Regions from separate parts of the Mus musculus genome. Here all the other regions are linked to region 1. The links are chromatin loops, found by intact Hi-C in ENCODE. Cell type or tissue: left cerebral cortex. All regions are shown on one strand. Region 1 overlaps Pik3c2a (phosphatidylinositol-4-phosphate 3-kinase catalytic subunit type 2 alpha). Region 2 holds the start of Nucb2 (nucleobindin 2). Region 3 overlaps Nucb2 (nucleobindin 2). Region 4 overlaps Pik3c2a (phosphatidylinositol-4-phosphate 3-kinase catalytic subunit type 2 alpha).

Evidence for each region. Peaks named below come from ENCODE experiments on the same cell type or tissue, not always from the same donor. Only the 100,000 strongest peaks of a DNase experiment are listed, where the experiment ranks them.
Region 2: it touches region 1 in a loop (2.0-fold over the local background); 15 of 42 quality-filtered maps call a loop at or near these places.
Region 3: it touches region 1 in a loop (2.5-fold over the local background); 15 of 42 quality-filtered maps call a loop at or near these places.
Region 4: it touches region 1 in a loop (6-fold over the local background); 10 of 42 quality-filtered maps call a loop at or near these places.

What each region holds. Positions count from the first base shown.
Region 1 is chr7:116,335,367-116,337,866 of GRCm38, forward strand. Pik3c2a (phosphatidylinositol-4-phosphate 3-kinase catalytic subunit type 2 alpha) reads right to left here. Exons shown (of 33, transcript NM_011083.2): 33 at 1,910-2,500. The region is part of intron 1 of Gm10589 (a long non-coding RNA gene); the gene reads left to right. Among named protein-coding and RNA genes, the nearest start is that of Rps13, 2.4 kb to the left of the region's middle. In left cerebral cortex, CTCF peaks have their summits at 173 (motif pointing right) and 963 (motif pointing right); DNase peaks (open chromatin) are centred at 957, 1,399 and 2,443.
Region 2 is chr7:116,503,012-116,505,511 of GRCm38, forward strand. It overlaps Nucb2 (nucleobindin 2), which reads left to right and starts at 1,358. Exons shown (of 14, transcript NM_001130479.2): 1 at 1,358-1,473. In left cerebral cortex, a CTCF peak has its summit at 1,040; DNase peaks (open chromatin) are centred at 1,301 and 1,940; H3K4me3 peaks cover 1,629 bases; H3K27ac peaks cover 763 bases.
Region 3 is chr7:116,512,932-116,515,431 of GRCm38, forward strand. The region is part of intron 2 of Nucb2 (nucleobindin 2); the gene reads left to right. Among named protein-coding and RNA genes, the nearest start is that of Nucb2, 9.8 kb to the left of the region's middle. In left cerebral cortex, a CTCF peak has its summit at 1,331 (motif pointing left); DNase peaks (open chromatin) are centred at 1,244 and 1,884.
Region 4 is chr7:116,440,832-116,443,331 of GRCm38, forward strand. It overlaps Pik3c2a (phosphatidylinositol-4-phosphate 3-kinase catalytic subunit type 2 alpha), which reads right to left. Exons shown (of 33, transcript NM_011083.2): 1 at 2,473-2,500. Among named protein-coding and RNA genes, the nearest start is that of Pik3c2a, 1.4 kb to the right of the region's middle. In left cerebral cortex, a CTCF peak has its summit at 1,298; DNase peaks (open chromatin) are centred at 781, 1,281 and 1,494; H3K4me3 peaks cover 1,811 bases; H3K27ac peaks cover 651 bases.

The DNA.
Region 1 (2,500 bases):
TCATCTCTCAGGCAGCTTAAGTGGTGTCCCATTATGTATACAATCCATTGTCTGCCTAGTGGTTAGTGGTCTCTTTGTAAATCCCTCTAAATTGTGTGTGTTAAAGATTGATTTATTGATTTATTTATTTAATATAAGTACACTGTAGCTGTCTTCAGACACTCCAGAAGAGGGCATCAGAACCCATTATAGATGGTTGTGAGCCACCATGTGGTTGCTGGGAATTGAACTCAGGACCTCTGGAAGATCTAAATTGTTTTTAAAGACTTTTACTGTGTGAATATGGGGTAAGAGGATAACCTTGTGTAGTCTTTTCATCTTTTTACCTGGCTTTGAATATCAAACTAGAGTTGTCAGTGCACAGCAAGCACTTTTGGCTACTGAGCCATCTCAGGGGCTCTCTTTTTATATTTTCTCCATGTATTTGAAATAAAACCCAAGTCCCTGGCCTCATGTCCTTCCACTTTGCCCTTATTTCTACTCATTCCAAGCACATTTTTTTTTTTCCTTTTTGGCTTTTGAGACAGGTTTCTCTGAATAACCCTGGCTGACCTGGTAGACCAGGCTGGCCTCAAACTCAGAAATTCACCTGCCTCTGCCTCCCAAGTGCTGGGATTAAAGGCACCAAGCACATTTCTTTTTTTTTTTTTTTTAAAGATTTATTATTTATTATATGTAAGTACACTGTAGCTGTCTTCAGACACTCCAGAAGAGGGAGTCAGATCTCGTAAGGGATGGTTGTGAGCCACCATGTGGTTGCTGGGATTTGAACTCCGGACCTTCGGAAGAGCAGTGGGGTGCTCTTACCTGCTGAGCCATCTCACCAGCCCCACCAAGCACATTTCTAATCCTATACATAGTAACATGTCTACCTGGAAAAAAATTAATATACTTTTAAAGATGTGTGTCTGTGTGTCTTGTCTGTCTTGGCATCACAGTACCTGCAGTGCCCATGGAGGCCAGTAGAGGGTATCAGATATTTTGGAACTGGAGTTAACAGAAAATTCTTAGTTGCTACATGGATGTTTGAAACTGAAACCAAGTCCTCTGCAAGACCAGTAAGAGCTCTTAACCCCTTAGCCTTCTCTCTAGCCACCCCCCCCCTTTTAAAATTACTTGTTTATACAGCTGTGCAAGCTGAGTGCAGTGCCCAGAGGCCAGAAGACGATATTGGGTAAGAACTAGAGTAATAAGCACTTGTACTTTGTACTGGGAACCAAACTCTAGTCTTCTACAACAGAAAGCCATTGTAGCACTAAGCCATCTCTCTAGCCCACTACCTGCAATAGTTTGAACTCTAGTACCGGCAAACAGCTTGGCACTCAGGCAAAACTCAGTTATTTCAAAGGATAAGCTTACATAAGCCATCTCTCTCTCTGAAGATTTTGGGAGCCAGAGGCTTTTTATTTAATGTATGAATGCTCTGCTGCATATAAATCTGCCCACTGGAAGAAGTCATCAGATCCTCTAGTAGATGGTTGTGAGCCACCATGTGGTTGCTGGGAATTGAATTCAAGACCTCTGGAAGAGTAGCTAGTGCCCTTAGCCGCTTAGCCATCTCAACAGCCCCTTAATTGTCCTTTCAAGGTCTTTATACTGGTTTTTTTTTTTCCAAATTATTAGAATGGTTAGAGAGCCAGTCTTGTGCTCATAATCCAGAATAAAGGTATGGTGTTAATTTGCACTTCCGAATGTGGCTAAGTGAACTTTCACAGACCAAGAACCATGCCTACAGAATTCACATCTCAGGAAATGATAGGCTGTAGCAGATTATCTAGACCTTCAAAGAATCACATTCAAATTCAGGATAAATTTTACAAACTCCTGGGTAAGATGCAATAATTATTAAAGTTTAAAACCAAAATACTGAATCAAGAAGGAAGGAAATGACAGCCAAGTTCCTTTATTTCAGAAATATTTTAATTGTAGTATAGTTATGAAGTCACATTTAATTCAATGAATATATTCCAAGTATTAATAAAAATATTATACATCTTAACTCACTATGCTGATATAATTAAAGCATTTTCTTCTTACAGGCGACACTAGTAATCACATGTATGTTTGCATTGCTGGTGAACAGCGTGTAAGTAAATGTGTATCATAATAGCAGGTCTTCAGTGTTTGTTTAAATCTGAGTTATCAAAAGTGAATTTTTTTAAATGTTACAATTCATGAGTCTTAGAAAGAATTAAACAATTTAAGGCAAGATTTTGAACTTTATATACAACTTTAATTTGAAAAAAAAGTACTTAAAAAAGATACACATGCTTTAACAACTCATTCCCATAAACACAGTAATATAAAGCATTGGTGCCAGTCTCATTGGATTCCTCAGAGAAAACAGGTTCTTGGGATGAGCGATCATCTTCAGATCCTAGAGCACTGGCAAGAACAAAGAATTCTGGCACAGGACTTGTATGTAGCAGACTTATTTTTACTTGAAGGTAGTTATAAATATGATATACATAAACATTAGTGTCTTGGCCTGTCTAGCGTT
Region 2 (2,500 bases), 170 kb after region 1:
AGGTGTGGATAAGAGTTAAAATCTAGAGGCTGAGGTTTTGGTTTAGTCACCATCCCAAGAATGGCCGAGTTAGTACAATGTGACTGACTCTTTTTTATAGACTGTAAGTGTGTGTGTGTGTGTGTGTGTGTGTGTGTGTGTGTGTGTGTGGCTGTTACTGACCCCATTTTATACACAAGGAAATGGAAGCATAGTGCTCTGATACCTTCTTTAGGATGGGTTAGAAAAGTTGAGTGTTGCAAGAGAGAAGTCTGATCTCTAATGGTGCACACAGCCATTAACCCACGTTGTGTCTTGCTAACAGTGGTTTCCATTGCAGTCTACCCTCCCCTGGATCTGTGGGTTCTTCGTTTGTAGATTCAACCAACTAGAGATAGAGAGAATGAGACAGAGAGCGAGCGAGCGAGAGTGCTAAGTGCCAGCATTCGTGTGTCTCTCTCTGCTTCCTGATACCTTGTGCCAGCTGCCTCAAGCTTCTTCTACTGCTGTACTGAAGCACACCCTTAAACTGTGAGCAAAACAAACAAGCAAAACCCCAAAACCAAACCAAACCAAACCAAACCAAACCAAACCAAACCAAACCAAACCAAACCCCTCTTCCTTCTTTAACTGCTTTTCTTAGTATTTTTCGTTGCAGCAAGGAGACCAGCCAGTCAGTACACAACCTAGGACCTTTTTCTTTGGGTTGAAAAACAAAACAAAACAAAACAAAACAAAACAAAACACCCTAAAAATCAGTCAGGTGCGAGTAACTGGCACTCACGCTTCAAAACCAGCTCCAAGGCTCTAAAGCTTTTCTACCCTCCAAGCACGTACAAAATGCCCCACGGTTAAAATGTTGTTAATGTTAAATGTGTTGAAGATGTCTTGACTCCACGGGGCAGAGAGAAGAAAAATCTGTATCTGAGAGGTAAATGCTATTAAGTCACAGGGACTCAGGGACCACGATAAGGAGGGTGGGGGTACGTTAAATACCAGTCTGAGTCCCTGCAGGAAAGAGGCTCTCCAAGACTCACAAGAGGGCTACCACTTTTTTCTCCACCACTGTGGGCGCTGCAGGCTCATGCCAGAGACCAAGAACCTGGCAAACCCTAAGATTTTGTGGGGGATCCCCGGGCATCACTTCACCCTACTAAGCCATGCACTAAGAGCTAGTCTAAGACAGCAAGGGAAGGAAGAGGCGCGGCTTCCTCACGCTTCGGAGAGCGCCACGTCCCTCTTGGCTAGTTCTTCCAGAAGCGCCTTCGCGTAGGCGCGTCCCTGGACCAGTTCACCAATAGGAGTCCTCCGCGATCCGGAGCTGGACCAATTAGCGGCTGTGGGGGGAGGAGGCAGTCACCATGGCAACCAGGAGGCGGGCACGCATTAGGCTGTGGATCAGAGCAAGGCGGAGGGCCGTGGGCAGGGAAAACTGGTGTGCTCGCGGCGGGCATCAGTCGGCTTAGCCTCGCGCGCCGGGACCCTGCAGAGAAGGTCAGTGGCGCGGAGCAGGGTGTAGATCCCAGCCTCGAGGAGGCTGGACGGGTCACAGAAGAGAGGGCGCAGGTCTGTTCTTGCCCTGCCCATGGTTGTGGGCATGGAGGGCCGAGTTCTGGGCGGGCAAGGTTGGGGAGGGTCTCCCAGCTGAAGCCGGAGGCGTCGGGTCCACTCCACCACTCTTCTAGCTACAGAGCGCTTGAGCTTTTCTTCCGGGTGGGTAGCACGAGCAGGCAGAGTAGGTGCTGGACCCAGACTGGGGCGGGGTACGTGGGCGAGGGGCTCGCCCACTGGTGAGGTCTCTGGACCTATCGATTCCCGGCTGATGCTCCGCGCCCCCCCGCCCCCCTCCAGTTGTGGAGCAAAGCTAGGCCCAGGAACACAGCTCTTCCCCGGGGTATGTGAAACCAGCATCTGCCACTAAGGAGAAAGTTCCTGCCAGCTGTAGTATCGTTTGCCCCAAAGTGACAAATTAGGTGAAAGAGGATACATTTTGATTTAGGGGGAAGAGAAAGATGTTACTTTCTTGTTGCACCTGCTGAATGTTACCTCCGTGGGCTGGTGTGGTTATTGTGGTTGATACAGACAGCAGTCTTACCAGACAGTTATTTTGCAAAATCAGAAAGGGGTGGAGGGGAAGAGAATGAAAATGAACAGGAACCCTTGTTCTGATAATTTATACCTTTTACACGGGTTAATGTACCTTTTACACAATTGAATGCCGAGTGCTATCATCTAAGTTTCTTATTTAAGAAACTGTGGATAAATAATATACATTTTATCCCCCTCCCCAATCATCCTGATTTTGACAAAAGGCAGGAAAGTGGTGACTCACACAATATCAGCTGTTAGGGGAGCCTGAGGCAGGAGGATACGGGGCTTAAATGAAAATATTTGTTATAGTGAGTTACAGTTAATTTTGGGATTTCCCTACAGGAAAGCTTAAAATGTTGAGATGATTGTCCCAAAGAATTGTCAAGAGGTGATAGTATTCTACCAGGCATTTGGACCAGGGAGCCTTTGG
Region 3 (2,500 bases), 180 kb after region 1:
GTTCAATTGCTGGCACCTTATAAACTGGGTGTGGAGGTGCACACCTGTAATCCTAACACCCAGGAGATGGAGACAGAAAGATCAGGAGTCTAACTTCATCCTTGGCTATATAGTAAGTTCAGGGCAATCTGGGTTATATGTCTCAACATGTAACAACAACCACCACCACCACCACAACAAAATTCACATCATACTACACCATACTAGACTTGGGGGCCTCCTGCCTGTAATCTCAGCACTGGGAAGGCTGAGAGGCAGGAATGCTGTGAATTTGAGGCCAACCTGGGCTATCCAGTGAGTTGAATGGGTTTCATGTTATCCTGTTGTTAGAGTCAACTCTCAGCTTGTAGTGTTTAGCTTTGTCTGCTGTTCAGCAGTTGGTGCACTGTCTCCTTTCAAGCTCTGTGTCGTCCTTAGGGAAGAAGAGGGTGATAAAGGAAACCTGGTCAGGGAAGGAAACTAGCTCACACCCCTTCTTCCTGTCGGCTGTCCTTCCTCTGCAATCATGTGCAACATTCCCACATCTTCTAGTCGATGGAAGTCCGTAACTGGATCTGTCACTTTCAACATTTTTAAAGCGATTTTTTTTTCCTGTCATTACTCTTCTACCTAATGTACTCGAACACTTTCCATTTCCTCTGTTAGGGCGACAGTTGACATTTCTGAGTCTTTATTAAGGAACTAAGCCATGTTTAAGTTAATTGTTCTGGTTACATCTAGAATGAGCACTAAAAGATTAGAATCTAGTAGAGGGGGAAAATACGTTTAGAATGGTTTCCATTGATCAGAAAGAAGTGAACAAGATGACCGTCTCTGTAGCTCAGCAGGGAAAGGCGCTCATTGAGAAGCCTGATGATGTGAAGGGGGTGGAGGGCGAGCACTGACTTCTGCGGGTCACCTCGGAGCTCTGCAATAAGGAGAGGCAGTAGCTATTAAAAGGCAAGGCAAGCAGAACGTCCTGAAGAGGATGGTAGCGTTCACACGTAGGATTCCTGTGTTTCACTGGTAGGACACATGACCATTATGGCATATAGAAACAAAATGCTGCCATTGAAAACCGAGCCAGCCGCGGCATGATTTATCATGCACAGTCCATTTCGTTCCCGAAAGTGCTTCTACAGATTAATTTAGATACACAGGTTTTGCACAGCATTTATAAAAAGACTTATGGGGCTGGGGAGATGGCTCAGAGGTTAAGAGTGCTGGCTGCTCTTCCAGAGATTCTGAGTTCAATTCCCCAGCAACCACATGATGGCTTACAAACATCTGTAATAGGATCTGGTGCCCTCCGCTGGCAAGCAGATATACATGCAGGCAGAACACTACATAATAAATACATCTTTAGAAGAGATTTATTTGATTTTTAAATTTTATTTTATGAATGAGTGTTTAGCCTGTATTTCTGGGTATCACGTGCATGCAGTAACCCAAGGAGGACAGAGAGGGTGTCTGATCCCCTGGGGTGGAGGTACAGACAGACAGTTGTGATTTTCGGTGCTAAGAACTGAACTCTGGCCTTCTGGAAGAGCAATCAGGGCTTTTAACTGCTGCATAGTCTCTCCAGCCTATCTTTGTTTCCTGTCAGACTCCATTGCCTGGGAGTTTCTTCTAATCCTGTAACTTGAACTTCACAAGCGTTGGTATTGGGGCTCTCTTGGTGTTAGCATAAGCTGGCAGAGGGCTTTCAGATTTCCTTTAATTGTTTGTGAACCAGAAGCCCTGACAGCTGTCAGCTGTGGAGGAACAGCACCAACGTGTTCTTTCCCAGGTGTCCTGTTCCTTAGCTGCTCAGACACATCATATCAGAACGCCCCAGGAGCTAAGTGAACATGCCCGGCAGGTTGGACCAGGTTCTTCAAGCCGGATTTAGCAACTCTTCCTTTCGCCCACCCCCACAAGAGCTCCCTGGAACATCTTTGGGAAGCTGCCTTGTAGTTTTGAATGTAACGTGTCAGCAAACCTTGGCCAGCTATTTCTCCGAGAGTCCTTCCGTGGAGTGCTATGAAAACCCATTCATAGACTGGAGATGCAGTTTAGTTGCTAGAGTGCCTGCTTTGATGCAGGAAGCCCCTGGATTCAATCCTAGCGTGTGCAGTCACTAGATTTGGTGTTCTCGAAGAGAGTCTTGAACCGTGGACATGTTCCTAGTAGTTACTGAACTATCTTGCATGGGCTGATGAATGGACACTCCAGAAAACAAGTCTGTGGAAACCAAAGGAAGTGGGCCCGGGAAGTAGCTCAGTCTGCAGAGTGCTTGCCTAGCACACACAAAGCCAAGTTCAACGTCCAACTGCGCATGACGGTGTACACTTATAATTTCAGCACTCCAGCGGGTTGAGGCAGGAGAATCAGAAATTCAAAGCCATCCTTGGTTACCTAGGCCAGCTTATCTCTAAATGTCACTGTGAGTTTGATGCCAGCCTGGGTTACATAAGACCTTGTTTCAAAAGAGCACAAGCTCTTGTGCCTGTGTCTTTCCCCTTTAGGGTTAGTTAGTGTA
Region 4 (2,500 bases), 110 kb after region 1:
CTTTTAGGCACTTTTCTCAATTACCTTACCACTTGCAAGAAAGCTTAGGATCTTATCACCTTTACCCATGTTGCCCTTGTTAATAGAAAGAACTCATTCTGTAAGCCTCATTTTGGGCATGATCTTTCTCATCAGACCTGCTCATTTCTTTAGCTCTCAACCCAGGAGATCACAGCCTTCTTTGGAACTATGAATCCACCACTGTCTTTATAACCAACTGGCTAACCTGTCTTCCTAGGTGGATTGAACAATTTCTACTTTGTTTTCTTTCTCTCTTTTCCTCCTCCCTCCAGTTTCTCAGGGTTGGTTTATAGCCCAACTCAGTTACAACTATCAAATGAAACCACCAAACTAAAGGGGATATGGCTCAGTGGTAGAGTCCTTGCTTAGGCCCTAGGTTTAATCCCTAGTACTGGGAGGGTAGGGTGTGTGTGTCCAGATTAAACAAATCATCAAATTCTGTAAATTTAGCACACTAAAATATCTTCAGTATTTGCCTGTCTTGGAAATATGATCAATTAGTAAAACAGATTAAGTTGTCTTATTAAATAAAGCAAGGTAAGTTACAACTTCATTCTGAAAGTACTGAGAATCAAACCTGTGGTTAGACAAGTTTCCTTAGCTATACCCCCAGCTCACAGAACTTTTGCTGTTTTGCTTTTTGTTTTTGGAGCTAGTCTTCTGTAGCTCAGGCTCATCTCTACAGGTATGTGGTTAAAGCATTTAAGAAAGTGCTTTGTACCTCTCCTGATCTGAAGGGTTGATGTGATGCTGTGAGGCAAACTCTGAGCTCTTAGAAACAGCCTGTCTTTAGGTAGAAATGCACTGAATGTGCCGAACTTATTACATTCCAAACAATATGCCAGATTTACTCTTGGGCACAGAAATGTACATAGCAACATAAAACTGAATGGAAAATTTGGAGCTCTAAATAGATGCAACAAAGAATTATACACTTACACAGCTAATTACAGAAAGTTGTTTCTAAAATCCTGAAAGCAAACAAGTCAACCTTTATGCTCTATAAAAATGAAAAAAGATTGAGACCACTAAAGTATAATGTTTGCAAGTTAGACTGCAAGCAACATGCACACCAATCATAACCCAGCTTTGCTTCCTTTATTATTATTATCATTTTTAGAGACAGTGTCTCACTAGGTAGACTAGGCGGACCTTAAATGTGACTCTCCTACCAGAGCTCTGCAGTGCAGACAAGCATTGCAATTATAGGGTGCACCACCATGCCCAAGACAACGGAGGTTTTTACAAGACAAACTGCTTTCAATATGAATTCCGCCAGCACCCATGGGAATCTGTGGAGGTGCTGTATTTATTATGTATCTATGTTAAAAATCACTTTGAAACTAAGTTTGAGTTAACAAATATCTCTCTCTCAGTTACAATGCTTTTCAGTATTCAAAACACTGAATGCCAAACTTGCAGGCAGTTTCAAAAACTTGAAAATTTCAACCAAGGCACTTCAGCGTGGTCTGTAACCTTGAATAACCAACTCCAATTACAGCAGAGCTACTTAACAGTTTCTCGTGGAGAAAGAACCATCAGGGAGGCAAGAGTACAAAGTCTTCCCTGGAACCAGTGTTCCAGGACCTCTGCGCAGCCTCTCTTCCCGAACACTACTTCACCAACCCCCTAAGAATAGCCTTTTATTTTCTGTCCTTGGCTTGAGATGTACCACATTCAGTGATCTCCCCCCCCCCCCGCCCCCCGCCCCGAAGGCAGTATTCTTCCTGACACCTACCTGGAAAGATTTAGGGATACTTTTTAAGAAGTAATCTTGTTCAAACAGGGATGCTTCCTTCGTGTCACTGAATTCAAACACCCACTGGCTAAAATAAAAATATACTAATTAGGACTTCACCTTCTATCAGGACAACACGGTGAAAGAACTACCGTATACACTCCCCTCCTCTTCAATTATTCCTTGTTCCTCAGTCACGCAGGAAGAGTTAAATATTCTTACTTTAATGCCCTAGCAGAAAGATGATGCACTAAATATACACAAATATCATTGCGTTCCCAAAGCAAGCAGTTTCTGGATTTTTGTTTTAAGGTAACGAGGTGAAGGGTCTCAGAAGAAAAAGAACCACCCGAGGCTCTAAAAACCGAGCTGGGAGAGGAGAAGGAAGAGGCCATAGCAGAAGTTCAACAGCCACTCTCCAGAACAGTCGGGACAGGAGCCTGGGACCGCCACCGCGGCTCCCTCGCTGTCCCGGGGGACCGTGGGGTGGCTTCCCCTCCCCCGCCCCCCGAGGGACAGCAGCGTCCGGCGGCCCGCGACAAAGGGGCCTGGCGCGGGGCGCTGGCGACCGTCGGGTGGGGGACGGGGCCCCGAGGAAGGAGTCAGAGAGGATGGAGTGACCAAGGGGCACGGCGGCCGGGTCCCTCCCCTCTGAGTCCCTCGGCGGCTGCGCAGAGCCAGGTCCCGCTCCGCACGCACCGGCAGCCCCTCACCTCACGCTGCGGGAGTCTTGGTCTTCAC